Linked DNA regions of Homo sapiens: regions 2 and 3 are each linked to region 1. Evidence: chromatin contacts called from ENCODE Hi-C or POLR2A ChIA-PET data. All regions are on one chromosome and are shown on one strand. The core of a region is the stretch at or near the end of the contact, and the rest is flanking DNA. Distances in the headings are between cores, read along the strand shown. Region 1 holds the start of APOL3 (apolipoprotein L3). Region 2 holds the start of MYH9-DT (MYH9 divergent transcript). Region 3 overlaps MYH9 (myosin heavy chain 9).

Region 1 (3,058 bases), core at 405-2,904:
ACATTTTATTATAATGATGGTATAATGAACTTGGGGTGACCTGAGGGCACAGTTTCATGTTACTGGGCATGTGCCCCTTTAGGGAATTTCCACCTGTGCCCTAGTTTCTCTTTCTTCAGGATGTGCTGGCCACAAACTATACCACCAACTTCATCAGTTAGGGGGGTCTTAGAATGGCTCTGGGGCTGAACTTAGGTGGGCCAGGAGCTGTTGCAGTGACAGGCTTTCTGCTCTCTTTTCTCCTCCCAGCTGCTAATGTCTACTTAACTGCCTGTTGGGAGCTGAAAAGGCCAAAGGGATTGTGACCAACTCAGCATTTCACTGGAGGCTATATGATCAAACAGCAAACTGTTTATCATGAATGCGGGATGTGGGTAAACTCACACTGCACCCGCCGCCAGAAGGTTTCCTGAGGGCCATCACTCCCTGGTGCTGGGCTCCTTGAAGTTATCTGTTGGGATATCTAGCACCTATTATTTGAAGGATGCAGTCTTGCAAGCCTGCTGTGAACCAAACGGCTGACTGACAATTACCTGACAATCACCCCCCCACCTTTTTCTCGTCATCTCTTTTACCTAATAAACTCAGAGAGCTTGAAAAGCTCAGAGCCCTTGTTCACTAGAAGCAAGGAACCCCCTGACCCCTTCTTCCTAATATACTCTTTTGTCTTTGTCTTTTACTCCCACATCCGCCCCCCACTTTGTTCAGTCAACCTGGGACTGTGGCCAATTACAACAGCCTAACAAAAGTGCCACAGGAGTGGAACATGGGGCAGTGGGCTCTGCTGAAGAGGATGCTAGGGGGCTTCTCAGGGGAGGAAATGCTAGATTTGCATTCTGATAGAGGAGCGTGACTTTTCCAGGTGAAGGTAGCAGGTGCTCCTGGCAGAAGAACCCACATAAGGAAGTGTCCAGAAGCCACACAGGTATGGCGTTCGACAAGAGCAGGTCTGGAACGGTGGCTCATGCTGAGGCAGGAGGATCATTTGAGGCCAGAGTTTGAAACCAACCTGGTAAAAATAGTAAGATTTCACCCCTTCAAAATCATTTTTTAAAAGTAGCCAGGCCGAGTGGCTCATGCTTGTAGTCCCAGCTACTCAGGAGGTTCATTTGAACCCTGGAATTTGAGGCTACAGTGAGCTATTATTGTGCCACCGCACTCCAGCCTGGGTGACAGAGCCAGACCCCATCTCAAAAACAAAACAAAACAAAACAACAAAATAACCCCAACAGCAATACAATCAATATGCAATAAGCGTCCACCCGGCATGTGTGATGGACTGTGGTAATGCTGATGGCATGGAGGGAGTGAGGTGGGCATCTGGGGAGTGTGGTGTTATTGGGGGTGGGGAGTAATCTGGAGGGTCTCATAGTCTTTCAGTGGTAGGTCTTTCTTCCTGAAGACACAGCAAACCCCCAACCCTAAGTATGGGAGGCAGGTGGGTTGGCCAAGAAGGACGTCTGGGGCTGCTCTTGGATCAGCAGGAGGGTGGGACCAAGGGTGCTGCTGGACCAAGGATGGGACTGGGCCAAGGGTGGGGCTGGGAAGCATCCTGTTTTGCATGTTTGATCAGGAGCTGCTGCCAAGTTGTGACTTTCACTTTCCCTTTTGGGTTCCAGGGTATATCTCAGAGCCTGGAGAACGTGTCTGGTTATTATGCAGATGCACGGCTGGAGGTGGGATCCACACAGCTCAGAACAGCTGGATCTTGCTCACACTCTTTCAAGAGAAGCTTCCTTGGTAAGTTAGGGGTGGTCTGACCTTCCCCATCTCCCCATCCTCACAGCAGCTCTATAAGAGAAGGGTCATTCACCTTTTGTAGATGAGCTCAGAGAGGTTAGGTAACTGACTGAGGTCACATCTCGGTCCATGGCAGAGCCTGAATTTGCACCCAGGTTTTAGCTGGACTTCTCCCTCCCTCTCTCTGGGCCCCCAAACAGTAGAGACAGAGGCAGAATCAGCTCAGCTGGGTTCACAAAGCTTCCTAGGGCTCAGCTCTAGTTCCAGCCTGCGTGAGACATGGCCCGGTGACCCCAGAAGGAAGGCAGATGTTGGGACTGTCCATTCCTTTAGAATATTTGGAGGAACCAGAGAAGGTGGAGGACAGGAGGTGATCCAGAGCCTGGCCTGTCCTTCTTGTGGCCTGGCCACCCTGAGGCTGGCCCCAGGGTGCTGCTGCTGAGGCCCGATGGGGACAGAGGATTTCCTTTGAGATACAAGGAACCTGGCTGGGCGCGGTGGCTCATGCCTGTAATCCCAGCACTTTGAGAGGCCGAGACGGGTAGATCACTTGAGGTTAGGAGTTCGAGACCTGCCTGGCCAATATGGAGAAACCCTGCCTCTACTAAAAATACAAAAAATTAGCTGGGCGTGGTGGCACAAGCCAGTAATCCCAGCTACTTGGGAGGCTGAGGCATGAGAATCACTTGAACCCAGGTGATGAAGGTTGCAGTGAGTCGAGATCGCACCAGTCACTCCAGCCTGAGTGCACTCCTGACAGAGTGAGACTCTGTCTCAAAAAAAAAAAAGAGAGAGAGAGCGAAAAGAGATAACAAGGAACCCAGAGGTTGTTTCACCCACCCTGACTCTGAGCACCTACTTGAGCCAGGCCCTGTGGGTAAACTGAGGCCATGGGAGATGAGTGACTCGCTGAGGGTCCCATGTCAGGAAGTTGAGCAGGTAGATCACAGGACTCCATGTCCCTGACACTCACCTGGTTCCTTTTCAGGCCTCTGGGTGATAGAGAAGAAAGAAGCTGTGCTGTTCCCTAGTGGGAAAGATGGCCCAGACAGGGGCAGTGAGAACGGCATGTTGCAGAATGGTGTCTGCCACATGATCCCAGCTTGACAATCATGAGATTAAAAGTCAAACTGTGGAAGCGTGAGCATAACTGTGGGAGCGTGAGCTTAGCCCTCTGTGTTTGTAGAAGCAGAAACAAACCTGGAAGATTTTGGATTATTAACATTATACTTTCTTGCTTCAATGTCAGAGTCAGGAGGTCAGGTGTTGACCTTCCCCCTGCCCTCCAAGAGGTGTGTGACACTGGGGAAGTCACTTC
Region 2 (3,058 bases), core at 306-2,805, 230 kb before region 1:
CTTTTTTTTTTTTTTTTTTTTTTTTTTTTTTGAGACGGAGTCTCGCTCTGTCGCCCAGGCTGGAGTGCAGTGGCGGGATCTCGGCTCACTGTAAGCTCCGCCTCTCGGGTTCACGCCATTCTCCTGCCTCAGCCTCCCAAGTAGCTGGGACTACAGGCGCCCGCCACTACGCCCGGCTATTTTTTGTAGTTTTAGTAGAGACGGGGTTTCACCGTTTTAGCCGGGATGGTCTCGATCTCCTGACCTCGTGATCCGCCCGCCTCGGCCTCCCAAAGTGCTGGGATTACAGGCGTGAGCCACCGCGCCCGGCTGCAAAGAACTTTAAAGTTCATATCTGTGTACTTTTCTAATGTCTTTTAAGATGAATTCTCAGATAGAATTGATCAATTTACTTTCTCATCTGTATCTATAAACCTGACCAATATTGAGCATTTTTTTTTTAATTAGGTGAAAATGGCATTTTATGTTGTTTTGTTTGCATTTCTTATGGCTTTTTAAAAATAATTATTGGCCATTTATAATTCTTCTTTAAAATCACCTGTTCCTGTTTTTGGCCATTTTTATTTTGGAGTCTTTGAGGTTTTTCTTTTTCTTTTTCTTTGTTTTTTTTTTTTTTGAGGCGGAGTTATGCTCTTGTTGCCCAGGCTAGAGTGCAGTGGTACGATCTCTGCTCACTGCAACCTCCGCCTCCCGGGTTCAAGCGATTCTCCTGCCTCAGCCTCCTGAGTAACTGGGATTACAAGCATGGGCCACCATGCCCGGCTAATTATTTTGTATTTTTAGTAGAGACGGGGTTTCTCCACGTTGGTCAGGCTGCCCTTGAACTCCCAACCTCAGGTGATCCGCCCGCCTCGGCCTCCCAAAATGTTGGGATTACAGGCATGAGCCACGCGCCCGGCCGAGGTTTTTCTTATCAACTGGGAAGAGATCTTTATATATTGCTGATAGTAATTTGTCACAGAGTTGCAAAATCTTTTTTTCCCAGCTTTCTTTTGCCTTTAGAACATAGCTTTTTTCTGAAGTTAATTTGGAAGAATAGTCATGATAGCAAGCACATTCCAGTAAGAAAGAGTAATGATGAGAAATTTGCCCTCATAGATATAGAATGTATTATAAAGGTATCTTCATTAAAGCATGGTGGGATTGGCACAGGTGCACACAGAGAGATCAATGTATACAAGTCAGAAACAGCTTCAAGTATAATAGTTCTATAGGCGATGAAGGTGCCAACTAAAATCAGTGGAGAAAACAGTGTTTGGACAAGTGGCTATTACAAAAATTATCTTAGGTTTCTTCCTTACCCCAAAAATAAATTCCAAATGGATCAAAAGATTTTTCATTTAAAAATGAAAACATTTTTTATCCTCTTGTAGTGGACAGTAACAAAAAAAAAGTGCAATTTGTAACAAGTACCTGAAAGGATGTATGCGAGTTAATGACATGGAGGTGAAGAGAGGCTCGGAAGGGTATTCCAGGTGGAGAGAACGGCCAGAGCGAAGGTTTGGAGGCTGAAAGGCAGCAACGTGCGGATCCTAAAGAGGCAGGGTCAGGAATCGAACTCAAGACGCTCACAATGGAATCCAGGGCTGAGTCCATGCCCGCCCCCACAGGGATCATAATTATGTAAAATAGCATTTTTCCCATATATGGTACTTAATATCTGTCCTTGTGGTGGGATGACATGAGACTGAGAGCACAGCTCGCGGGGCGGGGTGTCAGAGTTCCAGACCTTCCCAGTCGGCTCCCGCAGGGCCTCGCCCCGGCCCAGGCAAGGCACCAAAACCCCGGCCCGGAGCTCTCCGCGCCCCGAGTCGCCGCCTCCTGATTGGATTCCCCCTGTGTCAATCCTTGTCCTAGAACCTGGCTGTCCGTTGGACCCGCCCTAGAGGGCGGGGCTCCCGCCTAGGAAGCGCGGGGGAAGGTGGAGCGGGTGGAGGTGGGGCGGAAAGAGGATGTTGAATCCCCACCCATCTGGCCGCAGAGGCTCCGCCCACCCCCTTTCCACAGGCCAATACGTCTGCCCATCAAGGCCAGGCGCGGCCTGCAGTGGGTGTAGCAGGAAGGGGGCGGGATTGTGCCCCAGGCTCCGCCCCGGAGCCGGCTCCCGGCTGGGAATGGTCCCGCGGCTCCGAGGGCGGGGCGGGAAGGCGGCGAGGAGCCGAGCTGGGTGCGGTGAGGCGCGCAGATCACCGCGGTTCCTGGGCAGGGCACGGAAGGCTAAGCAAGGCTGACCTGCTGCAGCTCCCGCCTCGTGCGCTCGCCCCACCCGGCCGCCGCCCGAGCGCTCGAGAAAGTCCTCTCGGGAGAAGCAGCGCCTGTTCCCGGGGCAGATCCAGGTTCAGGTGAGCGAGCCCCACCGCGGTCCCGCCCCGGGCAGGCGGCGGCGGGCGGGCGGGGGCGAGACGCGCTGCCGCCAGGCCGACTGGTGGTTCTTGGGCTCAGTGCGGCCCGCCACCCGCGCGGGCGGGGGCGAACGCCGGCGGCTCAGGGCCCGGCACCGCATCCTTCCCAGGGGGACCGGGACCCCCACGCGGGCGCTCGGGGAGGGCGCCGGCAGCAGCGAGGCCTAGGGGTGCAGGGGCGGCCTCGGGACCCGGCGCTCCCCGGCGCCCCCCGTGTCCCCCGGCGCGGTCTCAGGACTGGGCACTGGAGCCGACCTCCCCCAGCCGCTGGGGCACGCGCCCCGCCCTCGCCTCGCCCAGGCCCGACTCGGGCAAACTTTTTAACCCCTTCCGGGAGCCGCGGCCCCTGGGACGCAGCCTCACGGGTTGGGAGCCCGGGGCAGCCGCTCCCGTGGAAGTTTCTGGCGTCTGAGGCACGGAGGTAACGGGCAGCGGGCACCGTTTGGCAGCTGTCAGGGCGTCCTCCTGAGTCAGAGTCGGACCGTCCCGCTGCAGACCTTGCACCCGGCCCGGTTTCCGCCTCCGCGGCCGACTTCCTCATTCGCCCGCTGCCGTCGGACTGGTCGGGGAGGGCCCGGGGGAGGTGCGGCGGCTGCCCGGACAAGGGGGACCCGGCGGGGACCCGGGCGCGAGACAGGAAGGGCCACCCCCAGTCC
Region 3 (3,058 bases), core at 216-2,715, 170 kb before region 1:
CCGGGAGGCGCTGTCCTCGAGCTGATGCGAGCTGGCTGCTTTGTGCTGCTCCTCCAGGAAGGAAAGCCCGGCCCCAGCATGAGGCTGCTGAACTACCCATGGTCCTGCCTGTCAGTCTCATTTCTAGAACTTCTTCTTTCTAGAAGAGGAATCTGCAGTTAACGGGCCCTTTTCAAGGATTCAGCGTTAGGCTTACTTTTTTTTTTTTTTGTAAATCCAACCCAACAGGCCCACCATGCTTTGCTCTGGGCCCACTGAGCGGGAGATAAAAAGGAAGTGGCCTCTTAGAACCTGAAATTTTGGGTGGGGGTGTTTGGAAGCTTTGCCCAGTGTTTTTTGTTTCTGCTCCCCATCCCCTGAAATAAACCAACAACAAAAACTCACATCAAATCCCTAATCACTAAGCCACTTCGTGCTTTTGGCCTCCCGTGACGAGTTCTCTTGCTGCCTGGTGAGTGTCACCTACCAGCCCGTTTTTCCTGTTCTCTCCAGCTCTGGCTTAGAGACTTCAGTTGAACTGTGTCCCAGTTTGTCAGGGCTGAACAACAGTGTGTTCAGAGAAAGGAGTTGCTTTCTTTTACATACCTGATTTCTGGAATGAAGTTATCAGTTGAGAACCAAAGTAATTCCCTACAACTAAAGAAAGATAAATGAACTGAAAAGCTGCAGGTATAAAAGTTGGGATTCTGCACGTGGCTTCTGTCAAATTTGTTTAGTCTTGACCAAGGCTGTCAGCCCCGTGTGGACCTTGATCATAAACTCCATAAACTCTTGAGACCCCAGGTTTTCTTTTGGCAAACAGACAGTACTGATGGGGGCTCAGGATGTCATTCCCACCTGGCTTTGGGATTCTTCCTGAAGATCTTGTCTCTTCCACATGAGCTGGTCCACAGATACAACAGGGCACAGGTCTAAGCTGAAAGGAGAGGAAGCGTGAGCCGTGCTCCAGGAGTGAATCCTAGCCTAACAGTCACCGACATGCCTTTCCTTCTACCGACCGCTCCTCCGAGGCAACGTGTTCATGCGCTGTTAACTGTTCACCTCCTACCATTGATGTCCCTGGTGCTCTCAAGCACGTTTGACTCATCAAAAGGAGTTTCACAAAGCTGGTTGCTGTCTTTGCAGGCCTGTTTGTGCTCCAACAGGGAGCTGAGTTTGTCATGAGCAGTGCCTGGCTGTGTCTGCCATGCTCCCTGTGTGTGTCCCAGCTCCTTCCCTCTTATTCCCTGTTGATCCAGCCCTCTGCAGAAGTCAACAGGGGCCCCTCCTGCTTTGTCTTTCCTTTTCGCAAGGGAAATGTTAGGTAGGAGCAAGGCGGAACCGGACTGGGAGTGTCCCGGTGGCATGTGCTGTGGGTGGTCAGCACTCGTATGTGGTTTTGAATTTCCCTCCAGTCTGACAAACCTGTTGGAGCTGCCTTGGCAACAACCCCAGAAGGAGAAGTTTCCCCCTCCTGGCCCCACCCACAGAAACAGCAGTGCTGTTTCTGGCAGATTTGCCTGTGTGCTGGGAACTTACCTGTGTTTTCCTAATGCATTTTGGCCAAGAGAAGGCTTGTTTGGGGCCTCGCTTAGTCTGACATAATGAAAGTTAAGAGCAATACCTTGAGGTTTTTTTTTTTTTTTTTTTTTTTTTTTTTAATTATCCAGAGTGTCTGGAGGGGGAGGGCTACCCATTCTCTGCCTCCTATAAGTGGGGACTTGGGTCTCAGCAGGTTCAAACCAGGTTCCACCTGGGAGATCACAGGGGCTATGGGGCAGAGGCACTGGGCCGAGTCGAACTGGCTTCTGGTGTGGATGCTGCTGAGCAGGCATGTCCCTTGGTCTGGGCCTACCGTGGTGGCCTGGAGGGCACACTCGCCCATGACCACATTGTGTGCCTGGGAGCGACGGAAGGGGCTTCCTCCTTTGCTGGCAGATTGCTAGGCAGGCAGGCTGCCAGGAAGCTCCACCCCACTCGGCACAGATCTGCAGCCTCTGCTAATATGAAGCATCATTTTGCACTTGCTTTTCTTCACCTCTCTGTTTGCCTCCCAAAGACTTGTAACCCAAGCTTGTGAATTGAGCTGGCTGTGGAGAAGCAGAGCTTCTCGTCATGAGAGTGTCGCGGCCCTTTCTTTGCAGCACTGAGGCAGGCCTGCGGGAGGTGCCGAGTGCTGTGCTCATAGGGGTGTTCGATGGAGGGGAGTCCTGGGGTGCGTGAGGTTTCCAGAGACCTGAGTTCTCAGCCCCATTTGTGCAACTCTGATCAAGCCATCCTGGCAACGCAGGGCAGGGCTCACAGTGCCAACACATATAGCAAGCCACCCCCCAGGGGCCACTCTGGAGTTTCCCTGAAAGCAGAAGACTCCCTGGTGGTGGAAAGTTTTGGTCCCATTTGTCTCAGATTATCCCATCAGTCTCACCCAACGTGGGCATGTTGTCCAACCTGAAACTGCCCTTTTTCCTGTTTTTCTTTCTTGGCCCATACCCATTTCTCAAGAAGCCCAGTGGAGCCGAAGATGGGGTCCTGCAGGGACCTCTCCCAGGTGGAGCCCGAGAGAGCTGCTCCATGCTGGAACCTCGGGAGGTGTGATCTTGGGAGCTGGGTGATGAGTCAGTCCCAGCAGTGGCTGCTGGTGAAGCAGGCCCCTTCCTCTGTACTTCCTGTTGGGCTGATGTCACCGCTCTGCGAGCCTCGTGGCCTTTTATGGACAAGAGTGAGCTGCAGCTCCTCTCACAGAGGAAGTGAGGCTTAAGCCCCCAGCAGAAGTCTGCACCTGGGATGAAATACCTGCGGTCAGGTTCCCCTTCCTCCCTCCTGGGCCCAGCCTGCTGAGCTGGCTGGAAACACCTGTCCACAGGTAGATGGCCACATCAGCTCAGATGCCCTCACTGCATGGGCTTGGCCTCAGGACATTTTCGGTTGAAAATGAAATCCAGGGAGAAAATGGCCTGGTTCCTGAATTTGTAACTTTTATGAAAGACTTTCTCGTGGCGGTGCCAGGGAATTGCTCAGTTGGGAGCTCCGAGACAGCAGGCGGGTGAGGACGGCATGTCTGGGCATCTGCCTCACACCG

What was found. A loop is a pair of places that touch in the nucleus more often than their neighbours do. ChIA-PET counts read pairs that join two places held with the same protein, here RNA polymerase II (POLR2A). Pooled maps may share reads with other maps.
Region 2: a loop to region 1 is called in a map of ascending aorta, with 2.4 times the contacts of the local background. The contact joins the promoter of MYH9-DT here to the promoter of APOL3 in region 1. A Hi-C loop is called at or near these places in 2 of 168 maps with a recorded cell type or tissue (CD8-positive, alpha-beta T cell and ascending aorta), 9 of 37 single-sample maps with no recorded cell type and 12 of 50 pooled maps. POLR2A ChIA-PET finds 5 or more read pairs at or near these places in 2 of 52 experiments (GM12878 and activated CD4-positive, alpha-beta T cell).
Region 3: a map of CD8-positive, alpha-beta T cell shows a loop between it and region 1 (4-fold over the local background). The contact joins the enhancer-like site here to the promoter of APOL3 in region 1. A Hi-C loop is called at or near these places in 1 of 168 maps with a recorded cell type or tissue (CD8-positive, alpha-beta T cell), 2 of 37 single-sample maps with no recorded cell type and 7 of 50 pooled maps. POLR2A ChIA-PET finds 5 or more read pairs at or near these places in 2 of 52 experiments (activated CD8-positive, alpha-beta T cell and activated naive CD4-positive, alpha-beta T cell).

Annotation. Positions count from the first base shown.
Region 1 is chr22:36,159,351-36,162,408 of GRCh38, reverse strand. It overlaps APOL3 (apolipoprotein L3), which reads left to right and starts at 1,654. Exons shown (of 4, transcript NM_145639.2): 1 at 1,654-1,740. RefSeq lists enhancers at 51-210, 162-735.
Region 2 is chr22:36,387,091-36,390,148 of GRCh38, reverse strand. MYH9-DT (MYH9 divergent transcript) reads right to left here and starts at 1,555. Exons shown (of 3, transcript NR_183573.1): 1 at 1,414-1,555. MYH9 (myosin heavy chain 9) reads left to right here and starts at 2,182. Exons shown (of 41, transcript NM_002473.6): 1 at 2,182-2,342. RefSeq lists an enhancer at 1,871-2,165 and silencers at 1,959-2,538, 2,569-2,648, 2,929-3,058.
Region 3 is chr22:36,331,243-36,334,300 of GRCh38, reverse strand. All of the region lies in intron 3 of MYH9 (myosin heavy chain 9), which reads left to right. Among named protein-coding and RNA genes, the nearest start is that of MIR6819, 46 kb to the right of the region's middle. RefSeq lists silencers at 1,371-1,420, 1,471-1,560 and enhancers at 1,981-2,220, 2,441-2,500, 2,541-2,590, 2,134-2,763, 2,065-3,058 and 1 more. Within about 2 kb of position 1,465, at least 41 of the 41 ENCODE cell types and tissues checked have a DNase peak (open chromatin) inside an H3K27ac peak, as active enhancers do; they include CD8-positive, alpha-beta T cell, where a contact is called at or near this core.